Linked DNA regions of Homo sapiens: region 2 is linked to region 1. A link is a loop called in an ENCODE intact Hi-C map of the cell type or tissue named here. Cell type or tissue: heart left ventricle. All regions are shown on one strand. Each heading gives the region's core, and the rest is flanking DNA. Links, peaks and the distances in the headings are about the cores only.

Region 1 (10,101 bases), core at 2,630-5,129:
CACTTGGGCTTAGCTCCCAGCCCATCCAGATGGCACAATTCCCGCTTCTCCATGTGAGCCCCTAGGTTTGGGATCCTTGTGGAAAATCTGTGCTGCTAAATGTTAAAGTCAACCAGAGAGTTACAAAAAGAGCTCCTTTGAAAGACTAATTCAATTATTTATTAGCACTCTCAGAGTACAGTGTCAGCCAAGATAGTATTTGAAATTAATATACTATTTGATTAGACTGATTGATTGTTCCTACAGCTGAAGATTTTAACATTCATTAGCCGTACTAACTGGTCATTAGTACTTCCTTTATCAGCAAGCAAAGAATAAACAGAAATTCTAATAAAAATTCATCACAGTGAATGTACTCCGTACCTAAGCCACTGTGATGATTGCTGGGTACTAGATTAACTGCTGTAACATTGGCAGTGGGAAAGATTTCTCTTAGAAAACTTAAAAATTTCCCTTAATTAATGTTTAGCTTGTAACTGGACTCTTAAACTTAAGTAGGCTATACAGATAATCTCTTACATACCCAGTATAATAAAGTGCTAATGGGTATTTTATACTTAATGTGTTTGTGTGGTACCCTTTAACTATTAGTTTCAGGAAGGATTGAGGGCTTCTTAGGAAAGTTTGCTAACATGCTGCAGGTGACGCTTTTTCCCCACTACTGAGGAATACAAGCATCATGGGCTGTTTTTCAACCAGACAGTTAAAATAATTCTGACATTAATACAAATATGCTAGCCTGTTATGCTGTGTGATACCTCTGTCTTTCTGCCAAGTCGTGAATCCCTTGTGGTTTTAATAGCAAATTGGAAGGTATGATGTGAAGAAGAGAATGAAGCAGGCAGAGGAAACCCTTTATGAATTGACTCAAGACCACACTAGAGCGATTCTGCATGTATTAAGAATTATAGCTACTGGCTGGATGTGGTGGTTCACACCTGTAATCCCAGCACTTTGGGAGGCCAAAGTGGGAGGATCACTTGAATCCAGGAGTTCAAGACCAGCCTGGGCAACATAGTGACACCCTGTCTCTACAAAAAATAAAAATTAGCCAGGTACGGTGGCACGCACCTGTAGTCCCAGATACTTGGGAGGCTAAGGCGGAAGGATTGTTTGAGCCTGGGAGGTTGAGACTGCAGTGAGCTGTGATTACACTACTGCACTCCAGCCTGAGCGACAGAGCAAGACTGTGTCAAAAAAAGAAATACATATATATATATATGTATGGCCACCTAATACTGTCTGCCTTCTCAGCACTTCGCAAGCACTAGCTTGTTTAATACTCAGAATGATCTTGAAAAATTGACAGTGCTATCCCCATTTTACAGGCAATGAGACTGTTGCTCAGAAAGGTTATTAAGCAGCTTGTCCAAGGTCATGCATATGGTAAGCAGCAAAGTCAGCCCTTCAACCAGTCTGCAAGTTCTAGTGCCATACTCATCTGCTTGGCTACGCTGCATAAGCATAAGCTGAACTTAGAAGTTCTGTTTGTGTTTCTGTCTGTAGGTGAGCCCATCAAGTTCTGCACTATGTATATATATATATAATCTTTCTTGGCTCTAGCATGAATTCAGACAGCTGGAGAGCAAGTAAGGACAGTGAAGGAATTTGAACAGAGTCCAGGAGCCTAGCCAGCTACTGTGTCCCAAAATATGTCAAGCTCTATCTAAACAGAGGCAGAGCCAAGAAGTCCAAGGAAACATCAAGGGTCCCAAGTGGGCAGGCAGAGAGCAGCATAAGGGAATCTGGGCTACTTCATCCTGGGGTGGTCAGGAAAGTCTTCAAATAATTATTCTGGGGCTGGTGTGGGCTGGAGTGAGAGGTTCCTGTCTATCAGAAATGGGGGAAGGACTAACAGTAAGTAGTGAGCCAAGTTAACAAGGACCAAAGTGAAGTCTCTGTCACAGATAGAGACTGGAAAGAAAGGGGCTGAGAGAACTTTGACTAAGAAATTGCCCTGGAGCATTCAGGGTCTAGGAAGATACAGCTAAGGAGAATAGTCAAGTGTTGCTAGTCTTATGTCTGATTGGGAGCAGGGCCACAGTCTGAAAAGACAGATCCCTGAATAGGAACACAGAGGAAGGGGGGGTACACAGTCATGTGCCTCTGGCCCATGAAGTGCTCTACATGGTGGCTACAACTCTATTTTAAGTCCCCAGGCAAAAGCTGCTTAAAATGGAGAACCCAGGAATAGAGGCAAGAAGGAGTTTGCCATGTGTGGCTGCAGATAGTATTCTACTATGGACTCCAGAACTGAAATAGTATCAGTGTGAATGCACCTTAGGAGATGTCATAGGCTGTACTATTTTTACCTTCATTCACCTGATAGTTTTCACTCTATCCAAGATTCAAAATGTAGATGAATCAATAGGAAATGGCTAATTCCATAAATTACAATTTGACAATAATAATCTTACATTTTAGTCTATGTTATTGCCTTCAGTAACAAATTACTATTGATAGAAAAGCCTCTTTCAGTAATTTCTGGGTGTTATTTCAGAGAGGAATAGAGTTGATAATTAGGCCGTCTTTCAAGTCCATGCTTGGGGCAGTTTTCTTTCCTGAGTCTTCTGAGAGATTTTCAATGGATAAAATTTTCATGCTTGTGTTCCCTAATTCTTCTCCTTTTCTTTTTCTTTCTCTCACACAGGAGACTTTGAATGTGATTGATCCTGGCTTGATGGACCTAAATGGGATGAGTGAGGATGCCCTGGAATGGGATGAAATGGACATAAGTAACAAGTTAATTAGTTTGAATGAGGAATCAAATGACCTTGATCAAGAACTCCAACCTGTTATCCCTTCCTTGAAGCTTGGAGAGACAAGTAATGAGGACCCTGGTTATGACGAGGAGGCTGATAACCATGGGGGATCTCAGTATGCCTCAAATATTACTGCCCCCTCTAGTCCACACATTTACCAGGTGTACAGCCTCCACAATGTTGAACTCTATGAGGACAACCACATGCCATTTCTGAAAAACAATCCAAAGGTCACTGGCATGACACAGCCTAATGTTTTAACTAAGAGTCTCAGTAAAGACTCTTCATTTTCATCTACCAAATCTTTGCCAGATCTTCTAGGTGGTTCCAATTTGGTAAAGCCCTGCGCATGTCATGGAGGAGACATGAGCCAGAATTCAGGCAGTGAGAGTGGAATTGTCAGTGAAGGAGACACAGAAACCACTACCAACTCTGAAATGTGCTTGCTCAATGCAGTGGATGGGTCCCCAAGTAACCTTGAAACTGAACATCTGGACCCACAAATGGGAGATGCAGTTAACGTGTTAAAGCAAAAATTTACAGATGAGGGGGAAAGCATTAAGCTTCCAAATAGCTCTCAGTCGTCCATTTCACCAGTGGGTTGTGTAAATGGAAAAGTTGGAGATTTAAACAGTATTACCAAACATACCCCTGACTGTTTGGGAGAAGAATTACAAGGAAAACATGATGTGTTTACATTTTATGATTACTCATACCTCCAAGGCTCAAAACTCAAATTACCAATGATAATGAAACAGTCACAAAGCGAAAAAGCGCATGTGGAGGATCCCCTGCTTCGTGGTTTTTATTTTGATAAAAAATCATGCAAATCTAAACATCAGACTACAGAGTTACAACCAGATGTACCTCCCCATGAAAGGATTTTGGCAAGTGCATCTCATGAAATGGATCGCATTTCATATAAAAGTGGCAATATAGAAAAGACATTCACTGGCATGCAGAATGCCAAACAGCTCTCCCTTTTATCTCATAGTTCATCTATTGAGTCCCTTTCTCCAGGGGGTGATTTATTTGGATTGGGCATCTTTAAAAATGGCAGTGACAGCCTCCAGCGAAGCACTTCTTTAGAAAGTTGGTTGACTTCCTATAAAAGCAATGAAGATCTCTTTAGCTGTCACAGCTCTGGGGATATAAGCGTGAGCAGTGGCTCAGTTGGTGAACTAAGTAAAAGAACATTAGATCTCCTGAATCGTTTGGAGAATATCCAGAGCCCCTCAGAGCAAAAGATAAAACGAAGTGTTTCTGATATCACTCTTCAAAGCAGTTCCCAAAAGATGTCCTTTACTGGCCAGATGTCATTGGACATAGCATCTTCTATCAATGAAGACTCAGCGGCATCTCTAACAGAACTTAGCAGCAGTGACGAGCTCTCTCTTTGCTCAGAGGATATTGTGTTACACAAGAACAAGATCCCGGAATCGAATGCATCGTTCAGGAAGCGTCTGACTCGTTCAGTGGCTGATGAAAGCGATGTCAATGTCAGCATGATTGTTAATGTCTCTTGCACCTCTGCTTGCACTGATGATGAAGATGACAGCGACCTGCTCTCCAGCTCTACCCTTACCTTGACTGAAGAAGAGCTGTGCATCAAAGATGAGGATGACGACTCCAGTATTGCAACAGATGATGAAATTTATGAAGACTGCACCTTGATGTCAGGGCTAGACTACATAAAGAATGAATTACAGACCTGGATTAGGCCAAAATTGTCTTTGACAAGAGATAAGAAAAGGTGCAATGTCAGTGATGAGATGAAGGGCAGTAAAGATATAAGTAGCAGTGAGATGACCAATCCCTCTGATACTCTGAATATTGAGACCCTTCTAAATGGCTCTGTAAAACGTGTCTCTGAAAATAATGGAAATGGTAAGAATTCATCTCATACCCATGAGTTAGGGACAAAGCGTGAAAATAAGAAAACTATTTTCAAAGTTAATAAAGATCCATATGTGGCTGACATGGAAAATGGCAATATTGAAGGTATTCCAGAAAGGCAAAAGGGAAAACCGAATGTGACTTCAAAGGTATCAGAAAATCTTGGTTCACATGGGAAAGAGATTTCAGAGAGTGAGCATTGTAAGTGTAAAGCACTTATGGATAGTTTAGATGATTCAAATACTGCTGGCAAGGAATTTGTTTCCCAAGATGTTAGACATCTTCCAAAGAAATGTCCAAATCACCACCATTTTGAAAATCAAAGCACTGCCTCTACTCCCACTGAGAAGTCTTTCTCAGAACTGGCTTTAGAAACCAGGTTTAACAACAGACAAGACTCTGATGCACTGAAATCATCTGATGATGCACCGAGTATGGCTGGAAAATCTGCTGGTTGTTGCCTAGCACTTGAACAAAACGGAACAGAGGAAAATGCTTCTATCAGCAACATTTCCTGTTGCAACTGTGAGCCAGATGTTTTCCATCAAAAAGATGCCGAAGATTGTTCAGTACACAACTTTGTTAAGGAAATCATTGACATGGCTTCGACAGCCCTAAAAAGTAAATCTCAACCTGAAAACGAGGTGGCTGCTCCTACTTCATTAACTCAAATCAAGGAGAAAGTGTTGGAGCATTCTCACCGGCCCATCCAGCTGAGAAAAGGGGACTTTTATTCGTACTTATCTCTCTCATCTCATGACAGTGATTGTGGGGAGGTCACCAATTACATAGAAGAGAAAAGCAGCACTCCATTGCCACTAGACACCACTGACTCGGGCTTAGATGACAAGGAAGATATTGAATGCTTTTTTGAGGCCTGTGTTGAGGGTGACTCTGATGGAGAGGAGCCTTGTTTCTCTAGTGCTCCTCCAAATGAATCTGCAGTTCCCAGCGAAGCTGCAATGCCACTACAAGCAACAGCATGTTCTTCTGAGTTCAGTGATAGTTCTCTTTCAGCTGATGATGCAGATACAGTGGCTCTTTCAAGTCCTTCCTCTCAGGAAAGAGCTGAGGTTGGAAAGGAAGTGAATGGTTTGCCCCAAACTTCCAGTGGCTGTGCAGAAAACTTAGAGTTTACTCCTTCAAAGCTTGACAGTGAAAAGGAAAGTTCCGGAAAACCAGGTGAATCTGGAATGCCAGAAGAACATAATGCTGCTTCAGCCAAATCTAAAGTTCAAGACCTCTCCTTGAAGGCAAATCAGCCAACAGACAAGGCCGCATTGCATCCCAGCCCCAAAACTTTAACCTGTGAAGAAAATCTTCTAAACCTTCATGAAAAACGACATAGAAATATGCATAGGTAGAATGTACCCCCTCCCCAAGCATGAAAATCATCTCACTGAAAGGTACGTATAGTCCTCATGCCGTATATGTATTTAAAATATTGAGTTCAGGTCAGCAAAACCATGGCAGGAGAAAAGGCTAGTCAGAATGACCAGTTACGGCAGACAGTTATCTGAATAAGACATTTAGGTAGAAGAAATGCTCTCAACAATGAAAGTAACTGTGAAGCAAAAGAAAAAAAAAACAGGGAAAATTGACATTCTTAGTGACATTATCTTTATTACATAATTCTGGCAAGAATACAAAATTTGAGGAAGTAGTTGAACAATTTAAGGCCTCAAATTCTTCCATTGAGGGAGAATAAAAAGCTTATCCAAATCGCAATTATACTCCATGATCAAAATGCATGCATAGTAACAATGCTCTCCACTTCAGTTTCCTGCACAGAGAGCTGTCCGTTCTCTTCAGTGCCTGCAGATGAACAATGATTAGGCTAAAGGCCACATCTCCTGATTTGGCCCTTCCTTTTATGCTTCTGTCTAATGTAACTATCGTCACATTTGCTTCCCCAGTGGAAGACTGTGCTGTCACAACTCCTAATCACGGCCATGTCTAAGGATTCAAACAGGAGGGGAAAGTTGATGTTAAAGAAGAGGCTCTTATTTATCCACATACAGATTGAGAACAGGCTCAGAAAGCAAATGCAGAGAGAATACATGACAAGTTAATGGCGTTTTGATAAAAACAGAATTTTTGAATTTTGCCTGAAGGTGACAGGCTGATTTCCATCAAATTTTTTAAGAAAGTCATTCCACTCTTCACATTTAATAAGACAGCTATTGATCGATAATTCCAAGATGATGATATGTCTCTAAAAGTGACACAAAGATTCTGTTATTTCCCATTTCTAAGCCCCAGTGATGAATATGCTTTCTCAATCAAGTTTAAAGAAAATTTGAGCTTTCAAATGTGAGAGTCATATTTCACCCAAGTATGAGATGCCTAATGCCACCTCCACCCCCCACTCCAGAAGCTTAATGCCGTCACCTAAACTCGTGCTATAGGAAATGAATTACAGAAGCAATCTACCCTAATTTGTTAACTTATTCAAATAACAGTTATTATACTTAACTATGCTAAAGATTATCTTTTTTGTGGCAGATTGTTTATTTTTTGATGAGCCTAATTACTGATTTTCTAAAAGTAATTTACATTTATTACAAATACATCTTTTAAAATGTGACAGATAAATGTTGTTCCCATAATGTATTATGAAAAAAGTTACTATTTAAAAACACATTATTTAATTTGAAAGATGAATGGCAAACATCATTATTTTTTTTTCCTGCAACACCTGTGCCCTAAGCTTATTAAAATGTGTGATTCTGTGTAGAGCTGCTAGAAATGGGGACTAAGGGGGGGCATCTATACCATATATACCCTAAAAATAAACTCAGTATGCAAAATTGAAGAAAGGCATCCCACTTACTAATATAGCTCAACTAATTTTCTGTGTTTCAGACTCTATTTACAATTGGCTGCAAGTGAGAACAAAAGTAGGAGAGAGAGAAATGTATTTTCTGTGAAACATGTCCACCCTATAATCACATTCTCCATCAGTATGCAGTAAAACTGACCATTAAGGGAGAGTAACTGCAATTCCATAAGCTGCTTCAAAACAAGTCCTATTAGAACCGATTGTACTGCTGGCTCTGCCAACCTCCGCAGAAGGGCTGGTAGAGCCTGGCTGATTTTGTTTTCTGAAAGGGGATAAAGGCTTGAAAGCAACACCACTCTGAGCATGACATCATGTGACTGTGACCCTCAAGTCACCAGTCATGCTGAGATCTGGAGCTCCAGAAGCTCTGGCACTGGAGAAGCCTTTGCGAAGCACTCTCCCTTTTTTGATCCTCTGGGAATTTCTTCTCTCTCTTACATAGACGTAGAATTGAAATGAAATGTAAATGATGAGCAGCTCCATCTTTAGACTTGGAGGAAGTGAATGTGCTGGTGGATCTGTGTAACCCTCACATTTTACAAGCAGGGACAATGTCAAACTAGCAGCCAGCCCGTCTGCCAGTCAGCAGTATTTTTTGTTAAGCCCCGGTGATGCCTGGCCTTATCTCGGGCAAAGGGAGAAACAGCCAGATTTTACTTCTGCAGAACTCACATCGCCCCCAAGTGACTTGTTATAGGCCTAGAGCCATTTAAATAGCCATATTTACTGGTCCTATTCAGGATTTTTTTCAGTATCATGTGGACAAAACATCTGGATGCCTGAAATTTTTACCAGACGTTAGCATTGGATAACTGGGTATAAATAGTCACATATTGTTAAAATACTATCAACCAGGACAAATTATTTAATCTCAAAATGTTGACATGCCTTCAGTATTTAATGTCAAGAATACATAGTAAAAATTGTTTGATAAATATGAGGTTTCATGTCTACAAGAGCTTAATTGTTGTCATTGTTCTTACTACAAGTTCAGAAAAAGAAAAAGAAAAAGCTGTGCTTTTTAAAGACATTTGAAAACCATCAGTGGTGATGCTCTTTTTATCAGGACAGTAAAATTCACCAAATTCCATTTGCTTGGTTTTTTTTTTTTTCCAGAACTAAGTTTTCAGATGATGAAATGATTATAATGCCACCCAGAAGAGATATAACTTAGAATAGCAGATAGAGTCTGCAACAGTAACAAAAATGTTTTCCAGATTTTCAAATGTTTTTTATTTACTGTGTTCTAATTAAAAACCCACTGAAACTGCTTGAGAAGTTTTAACATGATCTAACAGTATGCATTTGCACTGATTTCCAGGCATACTGCTGTGCTTTTCACTATTTTCATTTTTGTGTCATGTTTCTATAAAAATAGAGGGGTCAGTTACAGCAAATCACATCAAAGGAAAGGTAACTGGATAGATCCAGATCTTTCTGCCTAATTTGGAGGAAGCACATAATGTATGTCTGGAGTGCCTCCTAGGACCTGCCTCAGAGATGTACTTTGCGCTAATCTTTTTGCTGTATTCTGACAGTTATTTCTTCATAATCCTCATCATAAGCCTCTGATCTTTGATGAATGGTTTAACCCTAAACTTCAGGCTGGATAAATCCCGTGGTATAAAAATTTAACTCATCATATGCGGCCAGTGTGTGCTTTTTCTTTTCCTTTTGGTCTGCTCTAGTGATTTGGGGTTTTGTTTTACTATGTGTATGTGTATGAGTGTGGTGTTTTGGGGGGTGGGTTGAGGAGCTGTATTTACTTACAGTGCATATATTTCCTTTAGAACTTTTTAGCTTTATTGCCTTTTCTACTTTATTGGTCTGTAAATGTGATAGTTGGTGGCCAGTAGATTTTAGATTTTAGGCAATTACTTGTATTTGTGCATGCTCAAGTACGCACATAAAGAGTTTTAAATGCTGCTGCTCAGATTTTACAAACTGAGAAAGCTGTAAGAGCAAACATTTCTCATGCACACAGCACAATTCCCATTCTGTTAATTGGATTGACATTAGGTGCTTAATATTTTCCAAAGCTGGTCAACTAGGTTTAAGAAACTACCTTTGGTGATTGTGTATGAATTTTGCACTAGACAATACAGGTATAATCTTATCAAACTTACCTTTAAAATCACTTTAATAAACCAATGTTTTGCTGGATGTGAAGTGTCTTTAAATTATCTGGCACTTCTGAATAACTAGCCCTGCTATGCTAAATGACAAGGATGTTACTGGGCATCACCTATCATCTATCTCTCTCTCTCTCTCTCTCTCTCACACACACACACACACACACACACACACACACACACACACACTCTCACACCCCAGATCTGTGCCTCAGCCAATTGGCCTGCCCATTTCCAAGTGGGCCAAGTTGAAAGAATTGATTACCTAGAGAGAATTTAAATGCCAGCATTTAGTAAGACCAGATTTGCCTCACCTAGGGAATCCCTATTCTGTGGCCAGATTTCAAATGAGTCATGTCCTCAGCATTTGAACAATGCACTGGGCTTTCTTGTGTTACTGCATTATTTTACTATACCAAATTTCATCCCATCTGTTTCTGTCTGTCTCCCCCAGTTCTTTATCTAATTT
Region 2 (10,101 bases), core at 3,821-6,320, 95 kb before region 1:
TTGCCTTTTCCAAAACCACCCTGGCCCACCACGCCCCCTACCCTGTACCCGTAAAAACCCCAAGCTCCACTGGCAGAGCAGAGCAGTGCAGCACAGAAGGAGAGAAGAGAAGTGTCTGAATGTTAAGAGGAGTTCGGCTGGCTGGGGACAGAGAGGAGTTCAGCCAGGGATGGCCAAACTCTAGGGAAAGATTATCTTCTCACTCCATCGCCTTCCCAGCTCCCCATCCCAGTGAGAGCCACTTCCATCACTCAGTAAAATCTTCCACATACATCACCTTTCCATCCATTTGTGTGACCTAATTCTTCCTGGATGCTGGACAAGAATTCAGGATGCACCGGGTGCAGGAACCCAAAAAGGCTATCAAGCTGACTCTTCGCTAAGCTGTTTAACACCATCCATGGATGGCAAATGCTAAAAGAACATTGTTTGTAACATGTGCCCTCTGAGGCTCCAGAGGTTATGGGCAACCCCTAGATGCTGCCGCGGGCCAGTGCAGTGTTTTTTCCTGCTGACACCCAAAGTCACTTGCCCTGGCTCCTGCACCCGCTCACCTGCGGGCTCCCCCTCCTGCAAGGGGTTTAACTGCAAGTGGCCGAGTAAACGAGCCACACCTCTATCACAAGTCTTGTGAAGGGGTCAAGGGAACTCTCCTGTCTCACTTTTTTAAAAATTTACATCTACCTTCTATTGTCTGTTGACTCACATTGAACCTAAAGGCAAGTGAAGCCTTGTTACCTCCATTCTTTATGCAGTTTAAAACTTTTTATCATTTTGGAGTGGGGGTAGTGGGGTGAAATGGGGTGGTTATTAACTCTGCCTGACTTTACATTTGTCATTTCTCCTTCTTAGATTTAACTCATTATGGCAGCATGTTTTGTTCCTTTTAGAGTCTATTATCATCTGAAATAGATATTATAAAGTAGTTGCCTGCAGATTCATATCCAGAGACATAGTTTGATCTGTGTAGTGTTAAAAAGTTTTAATGCAACATAGAACAATTTTGAGACTTCACATAATATATATATGTGTGCGTATGTGTTTATGTGTGTGTGTGTGTGTGTGTGTGTGTGTGTGTATAGGCTTTAAAATGTATATGTCTTGCCATACTGAACCCATGTTGAAGCCGTATTTCCACAGGGTAATAGCTGGCAGAACTGAGTTAAGGGTTGCCCCTTTTAGATGAGGCATATGCTCTCCCATCCTCCACAGTTCACACTATGCCTGCTTATCTCTTACTGATATTAGATATTAGTAATAGTCACATTTATGCATTGTCTTTATTTAAAAAAATAGTTCTCTTTTTTATGACAGTAGCAATAGTTAGAATATGAAAGAGAGAAGAGGATTTATCCTTGCCCTACTCAATTCCTTGATATCATCTGCCTGGTAGTGAGGTGTTGGAGCTGGCTAATACTGACTTATGAGAGCATATTGTTAAATATTCAGGAATTTTACCAGCAGCAACCACCATTGGTAGATTGGAATCAGCCACAGTGGGAGTATTTACACCAGGGAAATCAACGAACATTACAAATCAGGTCTTTTTTTCTTCTTCTTCTTCTTTTTTTTTCCTTAGAGAACCAGTTTACTAGCATACTGCTACATTTAGGTATTTGAGTTTATGATCTCTGAACTAAAATGCATATTATACTTTATTGATCATTGACGTTAGTATAATCTGCCAATCTGATCAATATGCCATATTCATATTTTCTTTATCTATGTCATTAATAAAATATTTAATAAGAATGGACCAAAGAAGAGACCTATGGCATAACATCCATTAAACAATGATCTTTACATATGGTTGTTCAACAGGTATTCAGTAAAACTCTCCGTGCTTCTAAATGATTGCATCCATCTGCTCACTTTATGCTTATGAAAATCTACTGGAAGTGCATACGCCTGATCCAGGAATTCACATCCTTGGTGAAGGGATTTAAGTCATTAGATTTTGGGTGTATGTTCTTAGCAATTTAATTATGTTTAAAATCTGGTTAGTAGTGTAGTAAATAACTGGTATTGCTACAAAATTGCATTGAGAAGATAATAGGATTGAATTTCTATACAAGTTGACACTCAATTAAAATTTCCATATATCCAGTGAGTTAGCCAGTTCTTGGCTAAGGAGTTAGAGCAAATGCCTTCCTACTAAGCCGATCACTTCAAAACAGGCAAAATTTATAATAGAGTCAAATCAGGACTGAATGCATCAACAAAAACTGGAGTTCAGCTTATCAAATACAGATCAAAAGCAAGAAATAGACTAGAGAGCACACGGGATATTTCTTCCTTAAATTTCTCTATTTTTTATTGACACTGGAGGAAAAAATAGCACATTAAAACCTCCTTGCTGAATTACTGTCCTAAACCAATAGATCCGTGGGGCTTGTTCAGCTAAAAGCCACAACAGACTTTGTAATGCAATGATGTAATCTTGGCATCTTGGCTTTGTGTCATTTATATTCAACCTAAAAAAAAAAAAAAAAAAAAAAAAAAACAATTTTCCTGAATAGACAGGCTGACAACAATATTGTTCAGTGTGGGTTTTTATTTGGATTCTCTCCAAATGGTTCACATGCCTTCACAGTAACACATGCCTGCTTACGTTTTTTGCCTGAATTCTAAACTTTTCCCCTTTTACTAGCTTTCTATTTTTCTTTTAAGGTCTCAGTTATGTTTGTAAAACTAACCAGCTCTACCACAAAATTAGGATGTATCTTGCAGAGAGCATTCATTTTACTTTTTGCATATTTTTCCCGAGGTCATGTCAAGGTTAGTTTGAATTCCATCCTACATTAAGACTTCTTTCACAGCTATTTAGCTCGGCAGCCTACTCCCCGCTGGGGTCTGCCCCTTGGGCACGTCAAAGCTTCAGACCTGACAAATCACACACAGATGAAGCTGTACAGTTTTTTAAACAGTTTCATCAGTAACTTTTTTTTCTTTTTCACTATCCTCCTTCATGTTGAGATTTTTTTTTCTCTGAATTACCATTTCAGGAATGTTGATTTCCGTTTGAGACAATTTGTTTTTACATCAGAGTTGCAGACTAGCAATATCATTTATTTTATAGTAAAGGATATTAATAGCCTTCTGTCACCAAGACTGCAGACCTACAGACCATTCCTGACTATTCTAACTGTAATTGCTTTATTAAAATCTATTCGTAACAGGAAGTGTAGTGTTGGAAATGTAGCTATATCATAGAGTCTACCAGAATCTGAAAAAAATATCAACCATAAAAATGCAGTTTATAAGGTATTATGAGTTGAGCCTGGAAATGTTTCCTGAATGGTTAATAATATGCTCTTATCCGTATTTTAGCAAATTATGAAACTAAATGATGCAACTCCATTTCCTGTTTAATTGATGAAGTTAAAGTCCTTGGTTGCTAATGAGTGTATTAGCAAACAATGTCCCCTTTACAGGCTTAAGTAGATCAGGATTTTTAAAAAGCAGCTTACTATCCTTATTTTTATGGGATGAAAAATATTGACTGCCACAAAATTGCTAGACCAACTGAAGTCATGGTGTAATTATTTCTGTGCAGTCATTTTGGCAATTTCCAACGACCAGATTAAGGTTTTCTAGTTCCCACACTAGAAAATAGTTATTTTCTTTTACACACCATAGACTTTTCATTACATTTTCATTCAGGACAAACAACACCTGAAGATCTTTACTGCAGACTAAGGAGAAAACTTAGAAGTGAGGGGAAAAAATAATATTTGAGTGATTCTTCTCTCCTCAGTCTTCTTTTACAGTTTGCTCAACATGAAAGTACCCAAATGAAGGGTTCTGTAAAAGGTTGCTTGGTTGAAACTAATTAAAGACAGGTCTAAATAGAAAAAGAAAAGAAAAAGGGATCAAAGGAATTACATTAGGTGTCAGGACATCATTTGGGAGCGTTTTGTTTAATTTTTGTAATTTGATTCCAGGAAAACACTAAATTCTAAAAATGTCCATTTTTTGCCGTAATTTTATACTTGTGTTATTTTTGCAATAAGATACATGTCAACAGGCAAACATCTTGAAGAGATCATTTTGGTATTGGCGCATTAACACGTTATGGTGAAAAGAGAGGCTTGTGCTTTTCACGCAGTGCATTTCAGTCTTCAATTAATGTGAAAGCACTACAATGCCTATGCAACTTCTCTTGCCTAGTGGTGCACCATTTATCATTGCAGTTTTACATTGACCTTGACACCCACTTCATTAGAATAAAGATTGTCTACCATTTAGGTTACATTGTTCCTCTGCACAGAGACCCCATGCAAATTTCTGTTCAGATAGAAGAGCTGCGGGGCTGTCAGAGGTCATCTGCATTAAATGATTGCAGCTATTTTCCAACTGCTTCTTTTCATTCTACTCAATTCAGGCTAGGAGGATCAATCAAGTCCTCTGCCTGAAACAGTGGGACTGCTGGGAATATGACTGTTTTTGGTAGTAGTGGATATGCCCTAAACAGTATTAAATATTTAATATAAACTCATTAAAGGCCATACAAAGGCTTCAGAAGGATATCAAATTTATGGAAATATCTAAGGGGATAGAGAACCGTTTTAAAAAGTAAATAGAAAAATAATAATCAATATTATAATTTTACAGGGTATGATCAAGATAGTTCTTAAACTTACTAAATTTTACCTATAGGAGACTTTTTTCTCACCCTTGACATGGGAAGGAAAGAAAGGAGACAGGTAGACTTGGCGTCCTTATGCAGTATTTTTTATGAAATTGACATGAAAGTTTTCAGTTATTTGTGTTTTTATTTTTGTTCTGTAACAGTGACTTCTAGTCTAGCTATATTTATTTTTAAAGGCTTAGATATTTGTTATTTAAAAGAAATGACTGGAGAAATAAGTTGCCAGGTCTCCTACTTAAGTTTTCTGAGTGGTATGATTGGAATTAAATTATTAATGGCAGATACTTTAAAAAAGATTGTTTTATGATCTTCTATTAGGGAATTTGCAATTCATTTTAATATTTGTAGTTTGATTTATATTAAAGATAATGCAATCTATGTCCAATTAACAGTACATGGCCAGTGTAATGTGATTTCCAGATCATGCAAATGGAATAAGCTAGAAGAGGGGGAAAACTCAATTCTTAACCTCAGGTGTCATTTGCTGTGCGAGTTCTGGCAATTTTAAATGACATTGCACTTTTTAATTTTTCCAAAGGCTCAGCAGCAAATTTATCCCAATCAGGAAAACCTATTATTAATTTACAAGGACAATTGTAGGAGTCTTTATAATTTCTCTATGCAATTACTCACCATAAATTCTACTGGTAAAATACAAGGAGTTTGCAAGAAATAACAACTATTATTTGTCTTGGGCTTGAACCCTTTTCTTCAGTTTTGAACATCTTCTTGAAGTGTTGGTGGTACTGACTCCATGTGCAGCATCATATGCGTTATGAGATGCTACACACAAGTCTTCTGAAAAGCGGGGCAGCACAAGAGCTGCTGCACAGGCAACACTGGCCTCTGGCAGATTCCTGCACTCCGCATGGACAGCTGAGCTTGGACCCTGGACTTTTATATAAAAAGACTCTTTGTTCACCACTGAATGGCATTAGGCATGGACTTGCTGAGGGGCCACCATGAAGCCTCGAATGAGGAGGGCAAACACTAGCCAGAAAACACGTGAGAGTTGTAAATAGACACATCCCTGGATTTTTTTTTTTTTTTTTTTTTTTTTTTTTTTGCAAAAATGCATATTTTCACACATTATTTTGCCAGTAGTTTGGTGTTTTGGTATGTTCCTAGCATTTGCTTTCTTACTGATAGACTAAGTAAGATATATTTTATTTTCTCAGTGTATTCTATCTATCTATCTATCTATCTATCTATCTATCTATCTATCTATCAATCGTATCTATCAGTCAATCATGCATATATGGGAAAGGGGATCTTGCTGGATAAACAGGTGTTTGTGGCATTATATTTGTACCAGGAAAGACATTCAATCCTGTCATTCTAATAACTAGATCATTTTCCTTGTTTTAACTTTTCCTAATATAAAGTCAACTGAAGCTCAGTTAAAAGTAATATGGTGTAAGATGTAAATGCTCAAACCCTGATGACACAGAATACAACAGCCCTATTCTAATAATCAAGAAATGTCTTTAGTTTAATTTGTGTGTTTCTCGCAGCCAAAGCTTCACTCTCTGTTCAGCAATGTCTGGTCTCTTTTCAGCATAACCAACAGAAGCACCATACAAAAGTCTTACAATGGATGTCTTAATCTCTCTGTGTGCTTTTAGAGCATTATTTTGAATTCCATCATGCTGCCTTTTTTCTTTCCTCTTCTGAAGTTTTATTACAACAGCAGAATTCCCAGGGAGCTTTGGGGGCAAGGTTCACATAATATAGCCCTCAAGTTTTGCTTAGGTGGAAGCCATCCCCCAATCCTGGCCATCTTTTGATGATCCCTCTATTTCAAAAAGATTCACTCGGTAGAGTCTTATAGCATTAGCTGTATATAGTTTATTTTTTATTTTTTTTATTTACCAGACAGTGAGCATCTACAACCCTTTCATGATGTTTTCTTTCTCTGACCTCACAGTGACAAGGCATCTTGTTCCTTAACATTGAGGGAGGCAGAAAAATGCTTGAGTTGCTCAATGTGTGCCTTCTATACCAGTTTCAAAATGGCTTATTCTTCTGGTTTCCATGGTGACAATTAACACTGTTTCAAGGCATTGTTCCAGTCTCCATTTGGGCAGAATTTTCGGTGTGATTTCTAACAAAAAAAAAGGAGGGGGACTTCGGTGTGGCGGGGAAGCCTTTAGCGTAACTGTCAAAAAAGTTATCTCAATCAAGTCTTCATGCATTTCTAAGTATATTTATTTCAGAAATTCCTGTTTTTGCTGGCTTTGTTTTATAATTCAGTTTTAGCATTTGTGCTAAAAGTAAGTACTCAATAAGAATTTTCTACAACTTCTTTAGTTCTTAGTTAAAATGGTGGGCTAGAGTTTGTAGTTATTTTTAACTCCTTTTTTTAAAAGTTTTTCTTTGTATTTATATACACAGGGATGGCATTTAGAATAGTACTGTCCTGTGTCTTTAATTTAGATCATTCACATATCTATTAGGAGGCTTCATTAGTCAAAATTGAATTGGCCAAGCAAATACACTTAATAATGTAAATATGGCCTTTCAAGAGAGTATATTTTATTTTTGACTAGACAGAGAGGCCCACAGCAGGTGCTGTGGGGAAATTAAATACTGGATGCTTATTTACCTTAGCACTCAAGAAAAGCTTTCTGACTTTAACTTTGCTAATCTCATTTTTGCCTATTGAAGAGTAGTCTATATCATAACATCCCCAGACTACAGGACACAATGGGGCAGCCTCTGCTCACTTACTGCTGTGGGTGGAATGAATATGAAGATTAAATTATCTTCTCACCACAGGATAAAGTAGCCCCACTTGATAGGATGACCGAAAACTGATAGAGCTGGCAGTTGATTTTCTGAGTCTAATGCTTCTGAAAAGATGTTAAGAGACAGAAGAGCAAAAACATACTAGCATCAACAAAAATATAAGCTCCTGACATTATTACACATACAGCTTGAGCCCCTAAACATATTAGATTTAACCTTCAATATGCTTCAAAAATTAAAATAAATATTTTCACCTTAAATTATATAACATTTTAGTACCTTTCATCCATATATCAATACATCTAACAATTAACTAGATACTCTTAGCTTTTGTATTAGAGTTTGAAGGCATTGTCCATCAATCACATCTTAAATCAAGCTGTTTAGACAGTCGGCTATATGGTGACAAAGACTGAGAGCACACATAAAGACAAGTTTCTTTTAAAGGTAATAACCTTTTATAATAGCTATTGCAGTGACTACTTATACGCATTTAACAGAGAAGATTGGTTTATTACATCTAAAATTAAATTAATTGCTTTTTATATTTTTATTTGTGTAAGACTATCATTTTTATGGGACACATCTAAGCTGTTTCCTTTCTTGACTGATGTGCTGTGTGAGAGCTGTTTAAAGTTGGGGTGAAGAGGGGGGGATGAGCTTGTCACAAGTTAAAGGGATAACTGGTAGAGGCCATTCCCAAGTGGCACAGCCAGAGGACTCTTTCTGTCAATGAGTAATACCATGTGGCATAAGTAAAATATTTGAATAAGATTTTCCTGCCTGCCTGAAATACTGGTTCCCCCAATATTATGTGGAAATCTTACCAAATTAATTATGTAAATCTTTGTCAGCTATATCATTTTAGATGGGAACCTGATTACATAAAGCAGATTGTCCTCTCCTCCAATCATCGCTCTGACAAATAAAACACTATCTAGGTTTCTAGAATGCTCCTGAATATTGAATCCAGAAAATTCAAGTGGACAGTGTGTTTCCTAAGTGCTGGAGTAACATGGTCCTGGTAATTGCCTTCCATTAGAAAACGCAATCAGAATTTCTCCTGTATCACAGGCCAGATTCTAAAAGCGCTCTAAAGCAACCCTTGATTTTCTCCACTATGCATATTCATGTAATTTTGGATACTCTGACACCCTGATCAACATTCATTAATAATATGAAATGCTTTAAATCACCTCATTTAAAACATTTTGTTCTGTGATCCACAAATGACTAACATTTGGAGAAGTTTACATAATACAAGTGATGTGCATGTTTAGTGTAAATGAAAGATTAAAATATGAAGCTAAAAGTATGCAAACATATGCACGCAAATGCTGAAGATCTATTAACCGAAACAGTGATTTCATACCTTCTTTTCCTTTAATCTGCTTCCAATTGTATTTTTGTTTGGGATCTTATATAATATCATGTTTTCAAGGTGAGTGAAATCACCCAAGTGCTTGGGGACATTTGAACTTATTGATTTATTTATTTGCCCAGAGAAAAGTTTTTCTCATTAACTCTGATAAAGGTGCTTATCTTAGGGCACCGTTGGTCATGTAGGGCAAAAGAACAAAATACTACCATGGAACTCAGTGACCTAAATTTGGTGCCTGGAAGAAAAAAGTTTTAAAATTGCTATTATATCTTGGAAATGTGCTGAAAATGTAAAATATGTTTAATATTTTAACCAGAATCTAGATTTTCTACTCAGAGGAGTTTTTACATGTACATTTATAAAGTACAGTCATAGTCATTTATGGCTATCCATAATATAGGACTAACTATGGAGTTATCCAAATAGAGTTATTTGAAGAGAATCACCATAGTAACTGTCACATTAAATAGCACTTACATTATCTCCAGCAAAACATCTTTTAGGAGAGACTCTCTTGGCAGTTTGTTAGAATATAATACATACTGGGGGAGAGGGTTCTGTAGTCAACTATGATTTGGGGGATATTTTACAGTAATCAATAAAGAAGCATAGATTTGTAACTACTCCTAAAATGTTGGCTTTCCTTTTTCTCTATATATGTACCTTTTCTCCAAGCCCACACAGAGTTTTTAAGGAAAAGAAAATGAAAACAAAATGTTAACTGAGAATTCAGATAACTTACATAATCTTTATGAATAATTTTTTTTCTTTCACTTTGAAACTGGTCCTTTAGGGGAAGAGATGAGAGGTGGACAGCACTCTGGAACCAAATAATGGCCAAAATTAACTGTAATATTAAACCCCCCTAGACCAGTTACTATCCTATTTAGAATATTTTAAAGATCAAATATGTGTATAAACTTGAGTTTAAGAAGTAAATCTTAGTCAACTAAATGTAATAACTGTGTGTGTGTGTGTGTGTATATAATATATTCAGCAATATTCTTCATCTACTCAAAGTACTTAGGTTTAGCCTCCCCATAAATTTTATTGGGAACAAAAACTTTTAATGCTCGTAAGCATCACAAATTCTGTGTTCAATGATTTTCTAAGAACACCTCTCTCCCTAATGATATCTCTTTTTCTCTTTTCATTTTAGCGATACAGTGTGGAAATGTCCATCAGACACCTGAAAAAGACGGAGCTGCTTAGTAAGGTTGAAGCTTTGAAGAAAGGTGGCGTTTTACTACCAAATGATCTCCTTGAAAAAGTGGATTCAATTAATGAAAAATGGGAACTGCTTGGGGTATTTGCATTTTTA

Evidence for each region. Hi-C counts contacts between places; a loop is a spot of excess contacts. Peaks named below come from ENCODE experiments on the same cell type or tissue, not always from the same donor. Only the 100,000 strongest peaks of a DNase experiment are listed, where the experiment ranks them.
Region 2: it touches region 1 in a loop (2.9-fold over the local background); 22 of 110 quality-filtered maps call a loop at or near these places.

What each region holds. Positions count from the first base shown.
Region 1 is chr14:32,818,752-32,828,852 of GRCh38, forward strand. It overlaps AKAP6 (A-kinase anchoring protein 6), which reads left to right. Exons shown (of 14, transcript NM_004274.5): 13 at 2,651-6,064. The coding sequence ends at 6,022. Among named protein-coding and RNA genes, the nearest start is that of NPAS3, 120 kb to the right of the region's middle. In heart left ventricle, for the core only: no CTCF peak of the experiment used is centred there; no DNase peak of the experiment used is centred there; H3K27ac peaks cover 708 bases.
Region 2 is chr14:32,722,515-32,732,615 of GRCh38, forward strand. It overlaps AKAP6 (A-kinase anchoring protein 6), which reads left to right. Exons shown (of 14, transcript NM_004274.5): 10 at 9,940-10,086. Among named protein-coding and RNA genes, the nearest start is that of NPAS3, 210 kb to the right of the region's middle. In heart left ventricle, for the core only: no CTCF peak of the experiment used is centred there; no DNase peak of the experiment used is centred there.